Linked DNA regions of Homo sapiens: all the other regions are linked to region 3. A link is a loop called in an ENCODE intact Hi-C map of the cell type or tissue named here. Cell type or tissue: mammary epithelial cell. All regions are shown on one strand.

Evidence for each region. Peaks named below come from ENCODE experiments on the same cell type or tissue, not always from the same donor. Only the 100,000 strongest peaks of a DNase experiment are listed, where the experiment ranks them.
Region 1: a loop joins it to region 3, with 5 times the contacts of the local background. A loop is called at or near these places in 3 of 110 quality-filtered maps.
Region 2: it touches region 3 in a loop (4-fold over the local background); 3 of 110 quality-filtered maps call a loop at or near these places.

Annotation. Positions count from the first base shown.
Region 1 is chr1:7,468,078-7,476,077 of GRCh38, reverse strand. All of the region lies in intron 6 of CAMTA1 (calmodulin binding transcription activator 1), which reads right to left. Among named protein-coding and RNA genes, the nearest start is that of CAMTA1-AS1, 30 kb to the right of the region's middle. RefSeq lists enhancers at 2,530-3,221, 4,944-5,488 and a silencer at 4,819-4,968. In mammary epithelial cell, no CTCF peak of the experiment used is centred here; a DNase peak (open chromatin) is centred at 4,987; H3K27ac peaks cover 1,713 bases.
Region 2 is chr1:7,262,558-7,270,557 of GRCh38, reverse strand. The region is part of intron 5 of CAMTA1 (calmodulin binding transcription activator 1); the gene reads right to left. Among named protein-coding and RNA genes, the nearest start is that of CAMTA1-IT1, 98 kb to the left of the region's middle. In mammary epithelial cell, no CTCF peak of the experiment used is centred here; DNase peaks (open chromatin) are centred at 4,377 and 4,657; H3K27ac peaks cover 2,240 bases.
Region 3 is chr1:7,398,099-7,406,098 of GRCh38, reverse strand. The region is part of intron 5 of CAMTA1 (calmodulin binding transcription activator 1); the gene reads right to left. Among named protein-coding and RNA genes, the nearest start is that of CAMTA1-AS2, 12 kb to the right of the region's middle. RefSeq lists enhancers at 2,347-2,847, 3,469-4,668. In mammary epithelial cell, no CTCF peak of the experiment used is centred here; DNase peaks (open chromatin) are centred at 2,598 and 4,048; H3K27ac peaks cover 1,801 bases.

The sequences.
Region 1 (8,000 bases), 70 kb before region 3:
GGACGCCAAGGGCCAGGGCAGGGGAAACTTGGGGTTTATGTCAGGGTCGGTCAACCTTTCTCTTGCCCTTCTTGGCATCAGGACTGGTCCCTGTGAGGCCAGCACATCCAGGCTCTGGAAGCTGCTCTTCCTTCTCATCTCTGCTCACTGCACATGTGTGCACCTTGGGCCTGGCCGCTGTGGCCTGTGGGCTCCCCCAGGACAGGGACCACGTCTGTTTAAAGGGCCTGGACCAGGGCCCTGCCTACCCTATGTCTTTTGGAGCCCCTTATTCTCTTCCTGACCCTCAGTTTCTTCTTCTATGAAACACTGGGACGAACTCACCCCTGCCCTGTTTCCTTCCCAGGGTAGCTGTGAGAACCAAAAGCCAGGCCTTGAAGTTTCTGATCAAGCGCTCAGTGGCCGTCACGCACGGCCAGGGCTGTGGTCTCCTGAGCCATGCACGGTGGTGAGCGTGTATAGGGGCACCTCGGCATCAGCCACGTCCCCACTCTTGGTGGCTGAAGGTAACACAGGGTGCTTATAACACCAAAGATACCAGGGCTGGGCTGCGGGATGGTGCGCAGAGGGTCTGGCAGGCCTGGGACACCTTCCCCTCCCTGCTGAGCCCAGATGTGGAGGCCAGGACCCCTCAGGGAGCGACTTGCTTCCTTTCCTTGAAGCACATGGGTCCAAATGTCCTCTTTGGGGCAGAGTGTCAGCCTGACAGCAAGGCCTCCTGTTGCTCTAATCCCCCCCGCCAAGCCTCATTTGGTGGGAGCCGTGGAGCCCTGCCCCAGCGATAGATGGCAGTAGAAGGCCCAGGTACAGAGCCAGTGCCGTCAGGCTTTATTTCCAAGCCATTTCTATTTCACCCTGATGAAACATAAAAATGGTTGCTGAGCAAAAAGCTCAGGTATTTTTTATGAAGCTATAATATTCTCCATTTTAAGAAAGATTTTTAAAAAAGAAGAAAGAAAAAGAAAGAAAGAAATGATATCCTGTTAAGCTAGCTTGTGCTTCCTAGAGATGGCCTGCCAGGGAAGAGCCCAGCTCATCCGGGTGGAGAGGTCCCCACCACCAGGAGGAGGCCACGGGCTGAGGGGCGAGCGCGGCCATACTCTTCAGGGTGTCCCACTTGGCCTGCAGTCCCTTCCATGACCGAGCTCACAGCTCACCGCCAGGGCAGTCCTTCCTGAGGGCTGCAGGGCATGGTCCTGGAGTGGGGTGCGGGGAGAGGCTGCACTTCTGGGGAGACACTTGGGTTGCCAAAGAGCTGCTCATTCTCCAAATAGACATCAAGTCTCTTGGGTGGCTAAGGGACATTTATTGCAATGACAGCACCACCCTGGTGTAGCCTCTGCTCCCTTCTCTGTCCGGGCTGCAGAAGAGGGTGGTATGAAGGGTAGAGAGGCTGCCTGTACCAGCGGGGCTCCTGCCTGGCTCAGGCTTTGGGAGGGGCTGGCTCAGCCTAGCTCAACGCCTCTGGGAGAGAGAATGCAGAGGTGGGATGCTAGGGATGGGGTGGGGATGTCACAGACGCTTTCTCCGGGATTCAGGATGTCCACTTACAGGTCTACCTGGTGCTGGCAGCATCAAGCTATCATTCGTGGATGCTTGCCCTGTGCCAGGGACTGGGTGACATTTTATGCACGGCATCAATGCAGACTTCCACTCCTCCAACAGCCTCTGTATTCCATGCTGCTGTTGGCTCCATTTTATGGATGAGCAAACTGAGACTCAGAGAAAATAGACAGACTGCCCAGATTCACACAGCCAATAGCTGCTTCTTTGCTGTTGGCTCCATTTTATGGATGAGCTAACTGAGACTCAGAGACATTAGACAAACTGCCCAGAGTCACACAGCTAATAGCTGCTTCTTTGCTGTTGGCTCCATTTTATGGATGAGCTAACTGAGACTCGGAGAAATTAGACAAACTGCCCAGTGTCACACAGCTAATAGGTGCTTCTTTGGGTGATCCTAACCCCACTATTTGACGGGTCTAAACCCCACCCCACACAGAGGGCTGATGGTGCCCATCCACTCACCCAGTGTCCAGGGGGGTGGCCCCGGAAGGGCAGCCTCCTGTGTGGTTGCAGCAGGCAGGGGCTGGGGTTCAGGGACCCTGCAGGATGCCTAGACCTGACACAGCAGCACGCTTTGGTGCTCCCAGAAGAGACACATCCTGAGGACCCTTCCTGGGGAGCCAGAGGCAGTCGGCTCAGAGAGGCCATCGCGTTCCACAGCCAGGTTCCGGCGTCAGTGGAGAAAAACTACACTAATGCCCCAGTGTGGAGCTGGGCTCATCTCAGACCCACCATGAGGTGCCACGGTCCCTGGAGCTGGGCCAGGAGGGCTCACGGCCTACTCTCTTCTCTGTTGGCTGGGGGTGCCTGGGACTCAGTTGCCCTCAGGGACCTGCAGGGCCTGTCCCTCTGAAAAGATTCTTCAGCAGTGAGGGGGCCCCACGGCCCCTCTTGAGGGCTGCAGCATGAAGGGAGGACTCCCTGGGGGCATGCCTGGGCTGAGGCCTATAGGGCCTGTGTCTGGGGCAGAGGCTGAAAAGGCTGTTGGCTGCAAGGTCTCCTGAACAAGGAGCAGAAGTGGCTTCTCTAGGGCCTGAGTATGGAACTCCAGAGGCTGTAGCAGCCTGGAGAGGCCACTTGTCCTCCTCCTCCTCCTTGGGGGAGCCCCGAGCCTGGGCTCTAGGACTGCCGGTCCCTCTGCCATGGAGCTGCCCCAGCCCCAGCTGTTCCTCCTATGGGCCAAAAGGCCAAGTATGCCAATGGGACCTGCTCTGGCTGGAGAGATCCATGTTCTGGCTAACTCTGCAGGGCTCCCATGGAGGGCAGATGGCCTGGGGCAGGAGTGGAACCGGGGCATCTCCCCTAGGGCCTCTCCCTGCAGCCTTGCCCTTCTCCCCTCTCTGGGAACTACCCTAGGAAACCCTGCTCTCAGCCCCAGGGTGGACAAGCAGCTGACCACTCTGGGGATGGAAGGCCCACTGATTTGGGGATCTGGAGCTTCATCTCTCCCCTGTGAACCTGGTTTCAGAGCCCCAGGCCTTGTGGGGAAGCCTGGATCCTGCCCAGAGGCAGCCCCATGGAGAAGGCATCTTCTTCCTCTCCTGGGGGGTGGTGAGTCCCAGGTAAAGGCAACTTCGCTCCTGGACATGGGGGCCCTTTGGGGCCAGGACCGCCTGGAGTGAACCCCATGGTGAACTGGCATTGTCCCCGCCCCGAGTCCCCACTCAGCAGCACCAGCCACAGAGGCTGCTGTGGCTGGGCTCTGTTCTGGCCACAATGCCTGTGGTGCTTAGTCTCACGGTGCCTGCTCTAGGGGGTGATGGCACCCCTGTGCCCTGCACCCACTACTTCTAGGGGGACCCAGGGCTGGCAAAGGCTCATGTGGGGGCAGCAAGCAGACAGCATCCAGGCTGAGGGCCCAGCAGCTGTCCCACTTTCTGGCCACTTCCGTGATCTGCTACAAGGTGCCCAATCTCTCTGATTCTCAAATGCCTCATCTATAAACAGGGGTGATGGTGGTGCCCCCAGGGGAGGCAGCGGAGGGCAGCGATGGTTGCCCCCTATTGACTGAGCAACTGTGGAGCTTCTCGGAGGCTGTTTTCTCCCAGGTGAAGTGTGGTGCGTGGTGGAGGCTCACTGCCCAGCCAGGAGTCAGCACCAGAGGTGTCCAGTGGCATGGTCACCGCTCCTGGTGCTCAGGTAGGTCCAGGCAGAGCTGGAATCCAGCTCCTCAGACTCTGAATCCAGAGTCCCCCAAGGAGCTCAACTCCTAGAACTCAGGCTCAAAGATCTGCCTGTTCCAGTGATGTGGGAGCCCCGACCTGCACTGCCACCCTGTCCTGTGGTCTCCTAAGGCCCCAGGGTCCTCGTCTCCCCGCAGCCGTGCTCTTGCCCCCACAGGCTTGGTCTGTGCTGCCAGCGTGGGCCAGGAAGGACCCCCCGCTGCCTCCACCCAAGCAAGCCGGGCTTGGCAGCCAAACAGCTCCGGCCTGGCAATGGCAGCCATGCGGGGACACACCCCCGCTTCACTCGAGCACGGAAAGCAGTCATTAAGCATTTTAGAGGACAAGGGCACAAAGGAAAACACTCATTAGAAGCAGAAATAGTTTCCAAATGAGCCATACAGAATCTGCAGGGAAGTCTGGCCTGGAATGGGGGCCTGGTCCCCTGCGGGGGCAGGCGGAGAATGCAGAGAAGGACGGAAGGTGGAGGACCAGGAGAAAGGGGCACATGAGGAGGTCAGGGGGCCCTGAACCTCTGCTGCCTACCCCTCGAAACCATCAGAAAATCCCAAACAGGAGGGACCGCTCTGTCCAGCTCACCCCTTCATGCCTCCTCTACCTCACGAGGCTCAGGGTCCTGCGGCTGCAGTGACACCCACATCAGGCGGTAGGGGCAGAGGCCAAGGCATCGGGAGAACGGAGCACTGCCTGCTCCTCCCCTGACCCACTGGGTGACCTGGGCCTGGCCCTGCTCTCGCTGGGTCTCAGAAATCCTTCTAGAAAATGCACTGGGTAGGCTCAGGGGAGCCTGAAGGCCCTGTCAGCTGTGACACAGAGCCCCCAGCAATGCTGAGGATGGGTGCCACCAGCAGAGGGGAAGAGGTGGCCTCTTCCAGGTCATGGCTCTGGCCCTGCCCAGCTGGAGTGGGCTGAGCTCAGGTCATCTGGTCCCTCCCCAGCTGTCCTGGTGACCTCACATGGTGGTTACTGGTCATGCCAATGGCTTTATGAGCCTATGGGCCACATGGGCTCTAGTGCCCTGCCTGTGAGAGGCTCCCTGCCCGTCTCCTCGCTCATAGCCTAATAGAATATTTGTCAGCAATGGAGAGATGGGGAGGGAGAACATGACAGAGAGAGACGCAGAGAGAGACAGAGAGCCTGAAAGACAGACAGACAGACACAGACAGAGAGGTAGCACCCTCCCCTGAAAGCCCGATGACTCAGAAGCTTACGTGCCACGTCAACTCAGGCCCTTCTCTGTAAATCTTGGCACCAATCCTGAGCTCCAGGCCCCGAGTCTGCGAGGCCTGCTCATTCCCGCCCCGGGGTGGATACGTCACCACAGCAGAACATGGCTCTCCCAAATGCTGGCTCCTGCCCTGTGGTGGCTGTGGCTCTGGGCTGGGCACTCAGGGGAGACAGGAATTCATGTCTCTCCCTTGGGAGCTGACTAGTTGGAGAGGAAAATCGAGGCCAACATAGGCAGACGTGCCCACTAAGTGCTAAGTGGCCTTGGGTGACATCAGCTGGAGCATCTCAGAGGGCAGGAGCGAGTTCACAGTGGGCCGGCAGGAGGCGGCCACTGAACTGAGGCTACAAAGGTGGGGCAGTGGGTGCTATTCCTTGGAGAAAGTCTCCTTTTTCCAGAAGCACTTCTTCCTTTCCTTCCTCCCTCTTTCCTCCAATGCCCTTACCTTTCTAGAAGGCTCACCCCCTGCAGGGGGCTGAGAGAGCATGGCCAGCCCATCACTCCCTTTCCTAGTGCCTCCTGCATTCAGAGGACCAGGCTGGCTCGGGGCTGGCATCTGAGCAGCCTCCTTCCTCAGCTCCCAACATGGGCACTGCCCTGACACCTTGGACCCCACCTAATCCTTTTTCTTGGTAATTGGTGTCAGAGACACACTTGAGCCAATTTCCATCTGAGCCAGTAACTCATGGCTTCTTTCCTATTTAACATCAGAGAAATTAAACCTGGCCACAGCATCATTATCCTGGTGTTGTAATTAGCACCAGAACAAATTGCCCTGAGCGGCACCGGCTGCCACATAGGCTCTGGGCTCCGAGCAGGGCGTGCATTGTGCTAATTGCTTTGGCCTTAGCTCCTTAACCTGCTGTTGCCCCGCACAGACCTGGGGGAGCAGGAACCCCCTACACCTGTGTGCGCTCCCTCTTTGTGATCTGATCACAGAAACAAGTCTGATGCTGGAGGACACAGAGGAGAGGGATGGGGAGGGATGGCTCCCCCAGGCTTGGGCAGAGAAGATGAAGAGGCCCCAGCTCGGCCATGAAGAAGCCTGGTCCTGCCATCCTGGCCTTCGGGGAGACTCCAACTTCCCCGCCAGCTGGGAGGTAACGAACCAGACACACATGAATCAGTCCAGGTATGCCTCCAGCATACGGAGGCTGGAAAACAGGAGCGCCAGTGAGGGAGGGCTGGGGCAGAGAGCAGGACCCCTCTCCTCGCTTGGCCCGAGTTGAGGAACAGGAGCAGCTGAATCTAGGAGGGACCCGGAATGAGCAGAATGCAGCTTGGGAAGTCATCAGCTCAGACCTCGTGGCTGCCCAATGGTGTCTGATTCCAGGAAAGTAAATTTAGTGGAATTAAAAAGCCACAAGGGCATGATGGAATGAGGGGAGGCAGGCGGAGGCGTGGGTGCAGGAGAAAAGGCCTGGAGGAGCAGACCAGCCTGGAGGAGCGGGTGGCTGGGCTGCTGGCAGGATGCCAGCTTCCAGGTGCTGCCCCGACAGGAGGGCAATGGCCAAAGAGGTGTTCTGACCAGGGGGCATGAAACCGAAAAGGAAAAGGGCAGAAACCAGACCCATGGGGCTGGAGGCCCAGGAAGGAGTGTACAGGGCTGCAGGCTGCTTTGGATAAATGGTGTTTCTTGGGAAGCCAGAGTTTGTCCCTGGGGACTCAAGGACATGCTCTGACTCTGACTCAGCCGCCAGAACTCTGGCCTCGGGTGGAACCCCACCCTTCATCGGGTAGAGGAGAAAACCCTCTGCCAAGGGGTGGAACACCTTGGGACCAATTCCTAGTAACAAGACCCCAAAAGCCTCATCCCATGACCATGTGACAACTCCCCTCCTCAAGCACACAGGTCTGAGCAATTAGAAAAGCAGGTGCTAGCACGTCAGCCTCCAGGGGAGGCAGAGCCAGGGAAACTGATGACAGGGTGAGGTATTGGGAAGCAGCCTCTGCAAATCAGCACGTCCCCGGATGGTCTCGGGCATCATTTGAACTTGCTGAACAACAGACGGCTATTTCTGGGAACTGAGGGAGAATGGAAAGGGTTTGGAGGCTGGGGCTGGGCAGAGCCGATGGATAGAGGGCCCTGTCTAGGCTGAGCCCGGCCTCCACATCGACATGGCTCCGGCCCTGTGGGCACCTTCCAGACCAGCTCTCCTGTGGCCATCAGCCTCTCTGCACTCCGTGGCATGTGTGACTCTTTTCTCCCTGAGCTTGTGTCATAGCACTGGGGGACTTGCTTCCCCAGCTGCCAGGCCCCTCCAACTACACCCCCGCCAGGTCAGAGAGATCCCTAAACCATCAAGGTCCAGGGGTTTGCTGCCTTGAACAACAGAAAGTAGAACCATGGTGGGAAAGGCCTCAGGCAGCAACTCCTGGGTAGAGGCAACAGTAAGAACTTGGGGTGACAGAGGCAGGCCATGGGGAATGGGTTCTACCAAGAACAGCTGCAAATCAGAGGATGCATTTTGAAAAGGACCTATGTCTAGTCCGACTGCATGGATCCCTCAGACCTTCCCGCCCACACGGCAGGCAAGACAGCTGGCAGACGATCCCCAGAGGGCAAGAGGCCAGGTGGGCCTCCCGTACCTACCCACCCCTGGTTCAGCAACGCTGTGCACAAACACCATGGACAGAGATCTGGGCACCAGGCCACTCTCCCACAGGAATGGCTAGCATGCCCAGCCACAACCTGTTCCATCCCTGCCACAGCAGACATCACAAATCGATTACGGAGCTCCTTCCTCCTTTCCCCACAGCTATCCCAATCAATCCAGCTGTGCCTGGCAACCTCCGGGAGCCTGTTTTCCACATGTGCCTTGTAACTAACCCATGAGAGAAAATGAATGTACAGCTTTCAGCCAACAGGCATTTCAGGGCAGGATACTCGGCCTTCTTTCTTGTCCTCATCAAAAGAAAACTGAGGCGCCTTGGAAGCTGGAAGCACCTAGGTTTATTTCCCATCAGTGGGTGACAGCTACCCCTGCCACCAGGCCTTCTCCCCTTCCTGACACATGACAACA
Region 2 (8,000 bases), 140 kb after region 3:
TTGGGAGGCCAAGGCAGGCGGATCACCTGAGGTCAGGAGTTTGAGACTAGCCTGGCCAACTTGATGAAACCCCCTCTCTACTAAAAATACAAAAAATTAGCCAGGCGTGGTGGTGGGTGCCTGTAATCCCAGCTACTCGGGAGGGTGAGGCAGGAGAATCGCTTGAACCTGGGAGGCAGAGGTTGCAGTGAGCCGAGATCACACCATTGCATTCCAACCTGGGTAACAAGAGTGAAACTCCATCTCACAAGAAAAAAAAAAAAAAATATATATATATATATATGTGTGTGTGTGTGTGTGTGTGTGTGTGTGTATGTATATATGTGTATATATATGTATATATGTATATATATGTGTATATATATAAATCCTGTAGTATAGATCTGCTAGCAAATATATCTTGTAGTATGGATCTGCTAGCAACACTTTTTTTGGTCTAAAAATGTCTTTATTTTACCTTCACTCTTGAAGAATATGCACACTGAATATAGAATTCTAGGTTTTTCCTTTTAGCAATTTAAAGATGTTGCATTGTCTTCCAGCTTGCAATGTTTGTAATGAGAAATCAGTGGTAATTCTTATCTTTGTAATGTGTTTTTCTCTGCCTAATTAAAAGATTTCCTCTTTGTTGCTGGTTTTTAGCAAACTTGATTATATTTCTTGATGTTCTCTTCTTTGTATTTCTCCTGCTTCTAGGATCTGTGACTCTTTAGTTTCATCACATTTGGAAAAGTCTTGACCACCTGTTCTTCAACTATTTTTCTGCCACCCACTCCTCATGGTCTGGGCCTCCAATTATATGTCTGTTAGATCATTTGATGTTGCTCTCTAGTTCTCTGATACTCTACCACACTCTATTATTTTTCCCCCTACCTTTCTTCTCTGAGTGCTTCAGTTTAAGCAGTTCCTGTTGCTTTATCTTCAGGTTCACTTATCTTTTGTTTCCACTGTGTCTAATCTGGTATTAATCCCATTGCGATAACCAGACTCTAAAATGACCCCAAATGAAATCTACTGCCTGGTATTCAATCCCTTGTGTAATCTCAACCTGTTGATTCTGGGCATATTGATAACTGGCTTCCAACTCATGGGATACATCAAAGATGATGAGATGTCACTTCTGTAATAAGGTTACAAAAAACTGTGACTTCTATATTGCTAGCAAACTTTCTCTATTATCTTTCTGGCTTGCACTCTTTGATGAAGCAACCTGCCATATTGGAGGTCCATATAGCAAGGTAACAAAGGTGGCCTGTGCCCAACAGTCAGCTAAGAACTGAAGCCCTTGATCCAACATCTGTCAAGGAACTGATTTTGTAAAACAATCAAGAATGCTTAGCAGCAGGTCCTCCTCAGTCAAGCCTTCAGATGAGACCTCAGCCCTGGCTCACACCTTGATTTCAGCCTTGTGAGAGGCCCTGATGCAGAGGACTCAGTCAAGCCATGTCTGGATTCCTGACCCTCAGAAACTGTGAGATCATAAATGTGTGTTGTTTTAAGCTGATACATTTGTGGTTATTTGTTACATATCAATAGATAACTCATCTGGTGACATTTTCACTTTAGATATTGTATTGTCCAATTCAAAGAATTCTCTTTGGTTCTTCTTATATATTATGGTTCTCACCTCACTCTGTTCTTCTTTTCCTTTAAATGGCTGAGGATATTTATAATAGATTATTTGAAGCTCTTGTCTTTTAATTCCATATCTATGTTATTTTGGGTCCTCTTTCTACTGGCTGATTTCTCTCCTGGATATAGGTCATATTTTCCTGTTTCCTTATATGTTTAGTAATGAATGCAGGGCATTGTGAATGATATACTGTTGAGTGTGGATTTCGTTGTCTTACTTTAAAGAATTTTGGATTTAGCTTTGTTAGGCACTTGCATTATTTGCAGATCAGCTTGCTCATTTTGATTTGTTTATACGCTTTGTTAGGGTAGGTCTGGAGTTGTCTTCACTCCAGGGAGAGTTTAGCTCCATTATTAAGATGTGATCATTCTGGGGTCTCTGTGGAATACCCAGGTGTTCATTAGCATCTCTTCACACCGACTAGTTTGAACTTGAACATCTGCCAGTTCTGGGTGAGCTCTGAGAAGTCTTAGCTTCTGGCTCACAGTGGTTCCCAGTTCTGTGTGAACCCTGAGAAGTTTTAGCTTCTGGCCCACAGTGGTTGTCTTTTGACCAACCTCATACAGTTTCATGATGCATACACAGCTTAGTATTTAGCCAAAGAATCAAGGACATCTTCTATCCAGATTTCTGGACCTCTTTCTCTGCTGACCCCCCCTTCTCCTCTGTACTCTTCAGCACTCTACCCTATGGATTCCATTTGTCTCAGCCTCCCCAAACTCTAGTTGTCACCTCCTCAACTTTGCTACACTGCTGTACTCTGCCTGGTTGCCACTCACCCCCATGCACTGTCTGGAAAATGCCTCCAGCCAGAAAGCCAGAGCTTGTTTATTTCCTCCTCTTAGATATTACAGTCCTTCCTGCCTGCTGTCCATTATCCAACAATAGTTGTTTCCTATATTGTGTCCAGTGTTCTAGTTGGTTTGGGTGGGATGATAAGTTCACTACCAGTTACTTTGCCATGGCCATTGGAAGCCTCTGGACATTTTTATAGGTGTCCAAGAGGGAGTCAGATTAGCACTTAGCTCTACCCCTTGGGTTCTTAAGCTTTGTGCAGATGCTCAGCTGGCTTCCTCACTGAGAGGGGCAGGGGAACATGCATCAGAATGTTGCTCACCAGCTGTGTCAGGGCCCCAAGATCCCAATGTTCACTAGCAGCCCTCATGACAACCAATCCCTTTGCCATCTCAGCAAATGACTCATCAGCATGTGACAAAAGCCCATCACAGGGCCCCTCAGCCTACCACAGATTTGTTTATTCTGTGAGCTCCATCAGATTCCCCAGCTGCAAAGTGAGGTGCTCAGAATCTCTGAACTAAAACCCTTGGCCTGCTGGTAGGTCTGAACAGTTAAATATGGAGTATGTCACAGGCATCTGGCACACTGCTACAGAGAGCCTCTGGAGCCTCTGGCTACAGGGGCCCTCTTAGTCCCCTAATAGAGGCACAAACTCCAGGGGATCAATCCTGCTGATGTGCAGAATCATTGACCCAGAAAGCTCCTAAAACTTTACCAATGCACAGGTCTCACCATGGAACTGCTGAGTGAAAACCTAGGCACTCCATGGCAATTCCAACACAGTCCTGTGCATTCTGTCTTCTTTTATCTTATGAAGCCAAAGAACTCATGGATATGAATTGATGACTTCACAGAAATGCTGGCACTGTGAAGCCATCTAAAATCCATCCCAGAAGCCATAAAGGTAACTCTACTCCAAGAAGGGAAAAAAACTGGGATCTCTCCAAATCATGGCACTTTTAAATAGGAAGGAACCTCGGAGAACATTCTGGCCCACCTCTCTTCCACTCTCTTAGCCTTTCCACTCCATAGATGAAGAAGCCAACAGCCAGAGGGTCTAAGGGACATATCCAGCATCACTCAGCATAAAGCAAAGTTACCTGTCCAGAACCTCCCCCACTGCCTTCCAGACCCCTGCTACGATCCCATCAGTGGCTTCTCATGACACTTAGAACAGAATCCAAGATCTATACCACAGCTGATCCTGCTGTGCCACCTGGGTCCTGGCCCCTCCACCGCGCCCCCTCCTTGTCCACTGCTCTCCAGGCCCACAGATCCCTTTCTGGCAGTAGAGCAACCAAGGTCCTTCCAGCCTTAGGGCATCCACTGTCCTGTCCCCAAGAAAGCCCTGCCCAGCTCTTTGCAGCAATGGCCTTTCCTCCCTTAGTCACAGGCCAAATGTTCCTGCCTCCTCCGTCACCAAGGGCCAGTGCCTGGCCACTACTTGTCATCTAGGCATATGCATTGCACACTGTCCTCTAGTCCTTCTCTCAGGGCTCCTAAGGGACTTCTTGCACTCCTCTGTCCTGTCTGTTTCTTCCCCGCTCCCACAAGTTGGGAGCTTCGAGAGGGTGAAGAACCTATCTGTTTTGTGCATTACTGTATCCCCAGTGCCTAGCAAAGTGTGGCACATCGTGGACTTATGTTTCTTCAATAAATGGATGCAGGGAAGAATTAAATTATTAACCATCAACTGATAAATGGCAGACATCCCTTTGTCTCTAACTCCCAAGTCTTATGAGGGAAAGGGCTCTGGGGTCCCAGGCCGTCCCTGTGGTGGACCCACAGTGGCGCTCCCAGCCAGAAGTCCTGCTAGTATCAGATCACACTCTGAACACACCGGTGTCCAAAGTCCAGGCACCCTGGCACATGGCCAGGCCTAGGTCTGGCCGCAACTGAACCATGTTCCTTGTTCCCTCCTCTGCCAAGCACGCCCCCGCTCTGCAGACCTGCCTCGGGGCAGGCTTGTTCTCTTGCCAATCTACTGGATCTGCATAAGCAATGAAGGCAAATTTAGGCTTCACCAGTTTCCACTTTGAAACAACCTGGGAGCTGGGCTCCTCCATCCACCAGCAGAGACTTTAATATTTAAGCTAGAAGCAACAGCCAAGTACTGTCAAGGGAAGAGAGCTCCACTTTCTTACACTATGTTGTTCTCCCAGGTGCCTTTCAAGTCTCCAAGCAAACCATCAAACAAGCCCTACCCTTGTCACTGAGCCGTATCCTGTTTCTCATTATGAGTCAGAGCCTGACGCAGGACCAGTGGAAGAATCAGAGTCTTGGTAATGGGTGTGATTAAGAGTAATCTAGGTCTCCAGCCTCTCTGTTAGTCTAGGGCAGGCCCAGGGCTGTCCAGTGGAAATATAATAAAGCCATGTTTAAACTTTGCTAGTAGCAACAGTAGAGAAGTAAAATGGAAACAGGAAAAATGAATTTTAATAATATATTTTATCTATTATTTCAACATGTAATCCACAAAAATATTAATGGGTTATTTAAAGTGGCTTCTTTTTGGCCAGGTGCAGTGGCTCACACCTGTAATCCCAGCACTTTAGGAGGCCAAGGTGGGCAGATCACTTGAGGTCAGGAGTTCGAGACCAGCCTGGCCAACATGGCGAAACCCTGTCTTTACTAAAAATACAAAAATTAGCCAGGCATAGTGGCAGGTGCCTGTAATCCCAGTTACTTAAGAGGCTGAGGCAGGAGAATCACTTGAACCCGGGAAGCAGAGGTTGCAGTGAGCTGAGATAGTGCTACTACATTCTAACCTCGGAGACAGAGTGAGATGAGACTCTGTCTCAAATAAAAAAAAAAATTAAAAAGCTAAAATAATAAAAAGTGGCTTCTTTTCATGCTAGGTCTTTGAAAAGCTGTGTGGGTCTCACACTCATGGCACTTGGATGAGCCACATTTCCAGGACTCACCACCACATGTGGCTCATGGCTGCTGGCTGGGACAGCGCAGGAACAGTTCACCTGCTCAGGAGCTGACCCTGAGTGGGTGGCACTGGCACATCTAACTCGAGGCTGCCTGAGAAGTTCTGCAGCAGAAAAGACAAGCACGAGGCCAGAAAAACCCGGCTCCCTGGCCCCTGAGGCTCCCTCCCCACCCCTGCAGGCCCTGGTGTCAGCCAAGGAAGCCGCGACTGCTACTCAGAGCATTCTCTTGCTGCTTGGATTAATTCACTTGTATTTATTTGGCTTTTTATAAACAAAAGTCAAACTTAAGGCATTCTATTCATCAAAAGGAAAGGGCAGTACTCCTAAGGGGATCTGTCAAACAGATGCTCTTTCTGTAAATAAATAAAAAGGTGGCCGTGCAGGAAAGGAAAATTACACTGAACTGAAGTCTGCGATATTTTTTCCCCTTTCAGATCCATAAGCCAAAATATTGCTAAGTCTTTTTATAAACAAAGATAATGAGTTGTATAATTTATGTAAATTAACTAACGCTGCCGCATTTTCTAGAAGTAACATAAACTGCATTATTTATTTGATGTGCTTTTTGGAGTAAAAATAATTATAATTGGATATTATACCTAACAGGTTTCTCCTATTGTTTTCTTATTAGTGTTTGTGGTTTTGAATACAAAACACAGAATCACCGAGTGCTCTACACACGTGGCTTTCCTTTTGCACACATGAAAGCAGGGATGATCTTTTTAAAAGACAAGAGTCTGACCAAGGTCCTTGACCACAACTCCTGCGCCAGAAGGAAACTGCATGTGCCAGGTATCACAGGCATGGCTTCCATCGGCAGGCACTTGTTCTCTTCCATTGTGTGTGGTACTTGTTGATCAGCAGCCTTTGTAGAATACAACTGACTTCACTTCCACAACACAAAGTAGGATCCGTGGCACCAGCAGCATCAGCTGCACCAGGGACTTGCTATCAATGCAGCATCTCAGGCCCCACCCAGACCAACTGAATCAGAATCCCCAGGGCACCTGTCTGCACATGAAAGTTTGAGGAATGCTTTTCTGCATCCTTTGCAGAAGCGTCCTTTGCAGGAGCATCCAGGCCCTTCCTGGGCCCCTCCCAGAGGAGACAACTAGAGCTGTGCACAGGAAAGACACTGAGCTGACCCCCAAGTTCATCTGTTCCTGGCTCTCAGCATTAACCCACACATCCCCTCATATCTAACATATATTGAAATGAGCAATCCATAACCACACACTGCAATTCTTAATATTATCATATTAGGAGCATTAAAAATTCAAGAAAGTATAATTAAGCAAAATGAATTAAGCAAGGATCTTGAAATATACAGCCTTGGAAATACTTTTGCTGCCTAAATGCTCACTAACATCTGTTGGCTTCGATCATGCTTGCTAGCCTCTTCTGATATTCTAAGCACAGAATATGGTAAAATGCCAGATGTAAATAGCTCTGATTCGTGTCCTTGTTTATGTAGCCAAAGATGGCCCTAAAGTGGAAGAAGGAACTCTACTGAAAGCCCATAGATCTCTGGGCTTTCAAATATTGGGCTCTCTAGCTCCTTACACCCGGGAAAAAGGGTTATGCACTCAATACCAGGGGTGAGGAACAACAGAACAAAAACATCTCAGACCTAAAAGAAACGGAGGATAATTCACTGAATTTATTTCATCTCATCTCCCTTAATCATGTAAAAACAAAACCCAAAAATGTTCTGCATTCTGGTTTGTGTCCAACACAATGTACAAACTAATTGAGTGTAAAAAGCGTTGCTTTGCATTATATCAGTTAAAGTAAGTGTAACAATTGCTCTCCCTACCCCCGAGCTCTGTTTCATTTCTGGTTTTGTTATAATTCAGTCCATTCACAATATGTCACGGCAAACACTATTTGCAAAAGAAAGTATAAAAAACAGATTCTTTATTTCTTAGTGCATTTATTTCCATTTCCCCTTCTCAGCCTCTCCACATTTATACCATGCTTCCATCTGGAGGGCTTAAAAAAAGTTATAGACGAAGTTACTATACATAATGAAGCGCACACTTGTCTGGTATTTAGCCTGAGAATCTTGTTGCCAGGTGTTATGAAAGGGAAAAAAAAAATGCGGCCAAAATACCGTGTCGCATCTCGTTTCCAAACATTTCATATCATGTCTGAAAGTATTCATTAATCTGGGAGGGGAGCTACTTCAATAAGGTTTACTTAACCAACCGCCTTCCAGGAAAAGGCAAGTGTGATCGGTTCTGCACCTGGAAGGAGGCTGCTGGCACCCGACCTCTCTGCCAATGTCAACACACGCATCTGCTCAGTCACTGGGAGGAAGCAACCACCCTTCATCAGACACCAGAAGTGCTGCAGCAGCAGCTCTCAGACGTGCATTCAGTCATTCAGGAAACACACACCAAGCCTTACTGTGCTAGGTGCTGGTGTGACAGAAGCAACCTGGGCAACAACAAGAAATGGCATCGCCCAGGCTGGTGTCCCTTGAAGGGGTGTCCTAGGAGTTTCCTGCAAAGGGGAAATGAGTTTGATGAGAACAGAGCAACCCCACCAGCTGTAAAGCAATGATCAAGGCAGCCTCGTTCTGCCCACCTTTTAGGTGGAAGCTATAATTTAAGACTTTTTTTTGAGGT
Region 3 (8,000 bases):
TGCTGCTGCAGAAGCTCCAGCTCTGCCATTGTGGGGACCCCTGTTCCTCACCATTTAACCTCTGTCCAGAGTGTTCTGTGAGTCTCCCACTGCAGTGCCGGGGCCCGAGCAGGGGGTGCAGACGGTAGGGCTCACCCTCACAACAGCAAAATCCCCCAAATCCCCAACAGCAGGGCAGCTGCTTCGAGAACGGTGCCCCCTTCTGTCCCCCAACAGCTGGGGAGGTGCTGTCCTCAGCCAGCACCTAGTTAGTTACTCTTTCAACACTGAGGCATGCTTGGTCCTCCTCCAGGGCACTGCACTGCTGTTGACCTATCAGTGTGTGGAAGCCTCACATCCACCCGGTGTGGTGTTATACCCATTTACAGATCAGGAAACTGAGGCCTGGTAAAAATAACTCACATGTTCAAGATCAAAGCTTGTTGCAGGCCGGGTATGGTGACTTACACCTGTAATCCCAGCACTGTGGGAGGCCAAGGTGGGCAGATGACTTGAGCCTAGGAGTTCAAGATCAGCCTGGGCAACATGGTGATCCCCTGTCTCTAAAAAAAAATACAAAAATTAGCCAGGCATGGTGGCACATGCCTGTAGTATCAACTATTCTGGAGGCTGAAGTGGGAGGATTGCTTGAGCCTGAGAAGTTAAGGCTGAAGGGAGCCATGATCGTGCTACTGCACTCCAGCCTGGGTGACAGAGTGAGACCCTATCTCAAAATAACAACAACAGCAAACAAACCAAAAAAAAAGAAAAGAAAAGCTTTTTTTCTAAGTGTATATAGTGAAATCAGAGAGAGAGAAGTACCAAGGAAGTCCTGGAGGAGGTGACACTAGGCCTTCAAGATGCGCTTTTAGGCCCATCTTGTGGCCCCCAAGCCTGGTCCTCTACCGGGATATCTGACTCCATTATTGAGTTAGAAAATGCAGAGACTCCATGGAGGACGCATCCTACTTGCCTGCAGGAAGTGAGGGAGGAGGGAAGGCCCGGGGACCTCTTAGCCCACAGAGACCAGCCTCCAACAGCATGGCTCACCTCTTACCTGCAATGAGTACCAGGCACAATCGGTAGCAAGTTAATGTCACCTCTATTGTAATGATATTTTCACTTCACCTCAACTGTATAAGTCATTGTTATACTAAAAAAAACAAAAAACAGAAAAAACAAACAAACAAACCCCAAAAAACAAACAAAAAAAGACCCTTTTATTTTCTGCTAGTCATGAACTAAGGAGGCAGCATACTCCAGATTCCTTTGACTACAGACCTGAAAGTATTTGTCAATTTTCTTGTTCTGCAGAGACTTTCTCAAAATGTGTTGTACATTGTCTTCCAGCTGCCCCAAAGGAAAGGAGGCTGGCTCTTCCTTTCCCGTAGGCGGCTCTGGTGAGGGTGGCTCCATGTCTCAGAGCTTGGCTTCCTATAGGAAGCCCTCAGCAGGACTCCTGGGGAGCCAGGGTGAGGGGACGGACGTGGGCCTGCAGCTCAAGCTGAGGAGAGGGTCCCCAAAACTCCTGGGCCAGCAAATTCTCCAGCAACGATACAACATAGACAGTGTCACCCCACAACTCCAGAGCTCACATTTCCCATCAGCTCTGTGCGTGGCAACAGGCCACTCTCCTCGGGAAGCCCGCACAAAAGGTGGTCTCTGCCCAAAGGGGCTCACCTTCTCGTGGACACTTGGGGGTGACCAACACCAGAGGACATCAGAAGCCCATTTCAAATGCATATAGAATTGTACGGAATAGGGTGTTGGGTGTTGGAGGAGGCTTTTGGAGAGGCTCAGTGGCCAGAGTGAGGTCTGAGTAGAAAAAGCAAGTACAAAGGCATCTTCCGGGAGTTGGCGCCAACCCCAGAAAGAGGTTCAGAAACGGGTCCAGAGCGTGGCGAGCTCGTTGGCCAATGGGCCATGGAGGGACAAGAGTGTGGGTGGTGTCGGGAGTGGGGATCTCTGAGTCAAAAACTGTGACATCGGATGGGGCAGTGTCCTCCCTTGTAAAATGCAGATAAAACCACCCACCCATATATTTGTGAGAATAAAATGAGATCACAGATATCTGCTGCCCAGCCCAGCACCAAGCCACAAAAGGTGTTCAGTAAACAGCATCCCTCCCCGCTGCTCTCCAGGAGCACTCTAGGCAGGTAGGATCCCGCAGGGGTCAGGGGCCCGGACTCTGCCACTGAGAAGCCAGAGACCTTGGGGAAGCTCCTTTGCCTCCCTGCACCCATTTCCTCACTTGTAAAATGACTAGTCCTGGTACGTCCCTTGGGGGGTTGCGGTGAGGATTCACTGAGGACCTCTGGAAGCCTCAGCACAGAAGCCAGCACCTGTTATCACTCAACAACTTCTTCCCATGCCAGATCAACCAGGTTCTAGATGGTCCCAGGTGCAGTGCTGACCCTGCAGCCATAGGGCTGGTGGTGGTCCTCGGCTTCAGAGGGAACACCACAGACTACTCACCTTTGCCGGTAGCACCACCAAAGCACCATGCTGCTCCCCATCCCCACACTCAGGTTGTCCCTGTGCCTCTTCCCCTTCACCCCTTCACTAACACCTGACCAGCTCCTACTCATTCTTGAAAGCCTAGTGTTACATCTTCCAGGAGGTACTTTCCGCTCTCTGATCTCGCTACATACACTTAAAGAGATCTCTCTCACTGGGATTCCCCACAGAGTGTTATTTATATGTTTGTATCTGCCTCCCTCACTAGGCCATGAGCTGCTTGGGGATTAATATCATTTTCTTTCTTTTTTTTGAGATGGAGTTTCATTCTTGTTGCCCAGGCTGGAGTGCAGTGGTACGATCCTGGTTCAACCTCCGCCTCCTGGGTTCAAGCGATTCTCCTGTCTCAGCCTCTCGAGTAGCTGGGATTACAGGCACCCGTCATCACGCCTGGCTAATTTTTTGTATTTTTAGTAGAGACGGGGTTTTGCCATGTTGGGCAGGCTGGTCTCGAACTCCTGACCTCAGCTGATCCCCCCACCTAGGCCTCCCAAGGTGCTGGGATTATAGGCGTGAGCCACCGCGCCTGGGTGATTAATATCATTTTCTATTCATCTTAGTGTCCCAAAGAGCTAGCACAGTGCCTGGCACATAAGGCAGAATCATTTGTTCATTTATTCAAACAATATTCTCTAATCCCTTACTCTGTACCAGGTACCATTTTGTGAATGAATGGATGCGAGTCCCGCGTGCCCCATTCCTGCTGTGGAAAAGGCTTTGAGAACACTTCTTACTCTCAGCAGGGACACTGTCTGAGAAAGAGACAGACAGACCAAAAGAGGGTTAATGTGATGTATTTTAGACTTGACTTTGCTTTCAGTTTCAAAAGTTAGGTCCTGTGCAGCCCCCAAGTCTCCACCAGCTTCTGCTCACCACTCTTCTTGCCAAAGCCCCTGCTCACTTTACTCATGTTCACTGTCAAACCCAGACAGAAGGCCCTCCCAAGACAACTGCAAACCACAAAGAAAGGAGGGGAAGGAAAAGCTGCAGACCCTGAGCATAGCGTGGCTTTACTTACTTATTTGTTAAGCCCCCATCACGACTGCAGCATATAATGGGCCCTATGACAGGCCACAGAAAAGATGCCCTCCTCACGTTCATATTTTTGGGCGATGGGACAGATATCTAACCCCAAGCTGGGGGACAGTGCTGCCTATCATGGCCTCAGGGAGATTGACAGGTGCTGGGTAATGTCATGCAGCAGAAGAAGGTGAGGAGGGAAGGCTCAAGCTGGATCTCTCAGATGGTTAAAATAGAAAGGTGAGGGGAGAAAGAGGTACTTTTGGGTTGGGAGAGTAGGCAAAACAAGGGAGGACCAGGGGTCTTCTGAGGCTGTGTGAGAGGGTGGAGGAAAGCCGCTGGAGACCTACAGAGTGTGAGCAGCTGTCTCCTGACTCATCCCACCTTTATCTCTTTTTCCCAACATGTAATTGACAATAACACCTGGATTAGGAAAAAACCCACAAAACTACCAGGTCTCAATTACGTCAAACTATTCATGTCAGAGTGCTGACACCCTTGCTGCCTTAGTCACTCATCTTTAACATTCCTGGGAGCAATAAGAGAGCAAGTGGTTTAATCCTTGCTTTAGGGAGAGGAAAACTACTGCAAGAGAGGCTGGTGACTCACTCCTTTAAGGTGACTCAGAGTCAGGCATGGGGATCATAACATAGTAACCTAGTTCCCAGGGCTGCTCCTGCTGCTAAGGAAACAGCCTAGAGGGTGGGGAGTGGGAAGCATAGAGCTGGATGTGGAGCCATAAAGACCTAAGCTCAGGTCAATATACAACAACCAAAAATAAACTGCATTTTTATATAACAGCAATGTAAAATTGGAAATGAGGAAAAAACAGTATCATTTATGATAGCAACAAAAAAGTTAATAATGAATCAAACTAAATATGTTTAAGATCTGGATGCTGAAAACTAGAGAGCACTAATGAAAGAAATCAAAGGAGACCTAAATAAATGGAGAAACATACCATGTTGATGTGAAGACCCAATAGTTACGTTAATTCTCCCCAAACTGATCTATAGATTCAATGCAGTTCCGATTAAATTCCCAGAAGGATTTTTTTTTTTAGAAGTGAACAAACTAATTCTAAATTTTATATGAAAATGCAAAGGAAGCAGAATTTCCAAAGCAATTTTTGAAAAAGAATGAAGTTGGAAGACATTCTACGTGATTTCAAGACTTACCATAATAATACAGTAATCAAGGTAGTATAGAATTGGCAAAGGGGTAGTTATCAATGAACTAGTCTAGAAACAGAATCACACATATATGACCAATTGATTTTCAACAAAAGTGCAAAGGCAATTCAATGGAAAAAGGACAGTCATTTCAATAAATGGTACTGAAAATTTGTATACCCATACATTAAAAAGAAAAACACTTCTTAATCTATACCTTGCACCGTATACAAATGTTAATGCAAAGCAGATCATAGACATAATATAAAATTATAAAACTAGAAAAAGGATAGAAAATGTTTGTGATCTTGAATGAGGCAAAGATTGCTTAGATATGACACCAAAAACACAATTCATAAATGAACAAATTGATCCATTTTACTTCATCAAAATTAAGAACACCTATTCTTTGAAAGACACAACATTAAGGGAATAAAATGAGAATAAGATGATAAGCTATAGACTCAAAGACAATATTTGCAAATCACATAATGATAAATGACTTGTATCTAGAATATATAAAGAACTCTTGAAATACTCCCTCAGCATGCAAACTAGTCTGGTGCCCCACTTCCACAGGAGCAGCACCCAAGTGGGGTGGATCAGCCACACAAACTCTAGCAGCCTAGGCCACTGAGGTACTCACAGGCATCACTGATATTGATACAGCAAAAGAAACTTCATAGAGATTACTACTGTGCCTACCTGGAACCAAAGCCAATGCACCCTACCCAACGTATACTCTAGGACATATCTGAAGATGAAAGTCTTTCCCTATGAAAGCCACCCTATAAAATTGGGAGAGGTGACCATTCCACCAGATGTACAGCTATCTATGCAGGAACACAACAAACATGAAAAAAAAACAACAAAGAAATATGACACCATCAGAGAAACAATACCTCTCCACTAACTGACCCCAAAGAAATAGAAATTTACAAATTGCCTGGAAAAAGCTCAATATAATTATCTTAAGGGAACTCAGTGAGGTAAAAGAGAACATGGGTAAAGAATTCAATGAAATCAGGAAAACAAATCATGATCTGAATGAGAAATTCAACAAAGAGATAGATGTATATAAAAAAAGAACCAAACAAAGTCTTACAGCTGAAGAATTCAATGAATAAAATTAAAAATGTAATTGAGAACATCAGCAGCAGACTAGATCAAGTAGAAATAAGAATTTCTAAACTTAAAGACATGTCTTTTGAAATAACCCACAGTACAAAAGAGAAAACAGAATCAAAAAGAGTAAACAAAGCTTATAGGACTTGTGGGACACAATTAAGCTGACAAATATCTTCATTATGAGGTTTTCAGAGGACTAACAGTTGGTAAAAGGCACAGAAATCTTATTTAACAAAATAATAGTTGAAAATTGTCCAAGTCTTGATAGAGATATGGACATCTAGATCCATGAAGCTCAAAAGACCTCAAACAGGTTCAACCCAAAGAGGTCCTCTCCAAGGAACATTATAATTAAACTGTCAAAAGTCAGAGACAGAGAGAATTTTAAAAGGTGCAAGATAAAAGCATGAAGTCATTATAAGAAAATCCCCATTAAACTATCAGCAGATTTCTCAGCACAAACCTTGCAGACCAGGAGAGAATGGGATAATATATTCAAAGTGCTGGAAGAAAAAAAACCTGCCAGCCTAGAATATTATGCCCAACAAAACTATCTTTCAGAAATGAAGGAGAAATAGTCTGTCCCAGACAAGCAAAGCTGAGGGTATTCATCACCACTAGACCAACCTCACAAGAAATACTTAAGGGAGTACTTCAACCAGAAGTAAAGGAACAATAATTACTATTGTGAAACATATGAAAGCATAATCTCACGGGTGCAGATAAATTTGTTATCAAATTCAGAATACTATATTACTGTAATGATGATACATACTTTTTCAAACCTCTAGTATGAAGGTGCCTTAGTCCATTTTTGTGTTGCTATAAAGGAATACCTGAGGCTGGGTAGCTTATAAAGAAAAGAGGTTTATTTAGCTCATGGTTCTACAGGCTGTATTAGAAGCATGGCATCACCATCTGCTTCTGGTGAGGGCTACAGGCTGCTTCCACTCATGGCAGGAAGGAAAATGGAAGCAGGAATGTGCAAAGATCACTTGGTGATAAATAAATGCAAGAGAGAGAGCAAAGGTGCCAGGCTATTTTAAACAATGAGCTCTTGGGGGAACTCTCACAGAAACTAACAGAGCAAGAACGCATTCATTACCATGAGAACAGAACCAAACCTTTCATGAAGGATCCACCCCCATGATACAAACACCTCCCATTAGGTCCTACTTCCAACATTGGGGATCAAATTTCAGCATGAGGTTTGAGGGACAAACATATCCAAACTACAGCAGAAGGTTAAAAGTCAAAATGATCAACAATAACTATGCTAAAATAAGTTGCTAAGGAACACAAAATATAAAAAGATATAAATTAAGCAACAAAATTAAAAATGGGGGAGTGGTTAGGGTAAAAGTCTGGAATATTTAAATGTAGCCAAAGATAAGTTATTATCAACTTAAAATAGTATACTATAACTCTAAGATTGTTAATGTAAACCCCGTAGTAACTACAAAGGAAAAAACTATAGCAGATACACAAATGAAAAAGAGAAAGGAATCAAAGCTTACTATTATAGAAAATCACCAAACCTCAAAGGTAAACAATAAGAGAGAAAGAAAGGAACACAGGATGTACAAAAGAGCCAAAAAACACTTAAAAATGGCAGGAGTAAGTCCTTACCTATCAATAATAAATTGATAGATTTATTCCACCAACTTATGGAATAAATTCAATGTAAATGGATTAAGTTTCCCAGGTAAAAGATACAGAGTGGCTGAATGGATAAGAAAACACAACTTGACTATGTGCTGCCTACAAGAGATTCAGTTCACCTGTAAGGACACTAATAAACTGAAAGTAAAGGGATGGAAAATGATATTCCATGCAGATGGAAAATGATATTCCATGCAAATGGAAAATAAAAGAGTGCAGGAGTAGCCATACTTATATCAGATAAAACAGACTTTAAATCAAAAGCTGTAAAAAGAGAAAAAGACACTCGCTATATAATAATAAAGTGGTCAATTCATCACAGGATATAATGTTTATAAATACACATGCACCCAACATTGGGGCACCCAGATATATTAAGCAAATATATATATATATATATATATATATATATATATATATATATATAGAGAGAGAGAGAGAGAGAGAGAGAGAGAGAGAGAGAGAGCAATATTATTATATCTAACTTCTGAAGGAAGAGATAGATTGCAATACAATAATAGT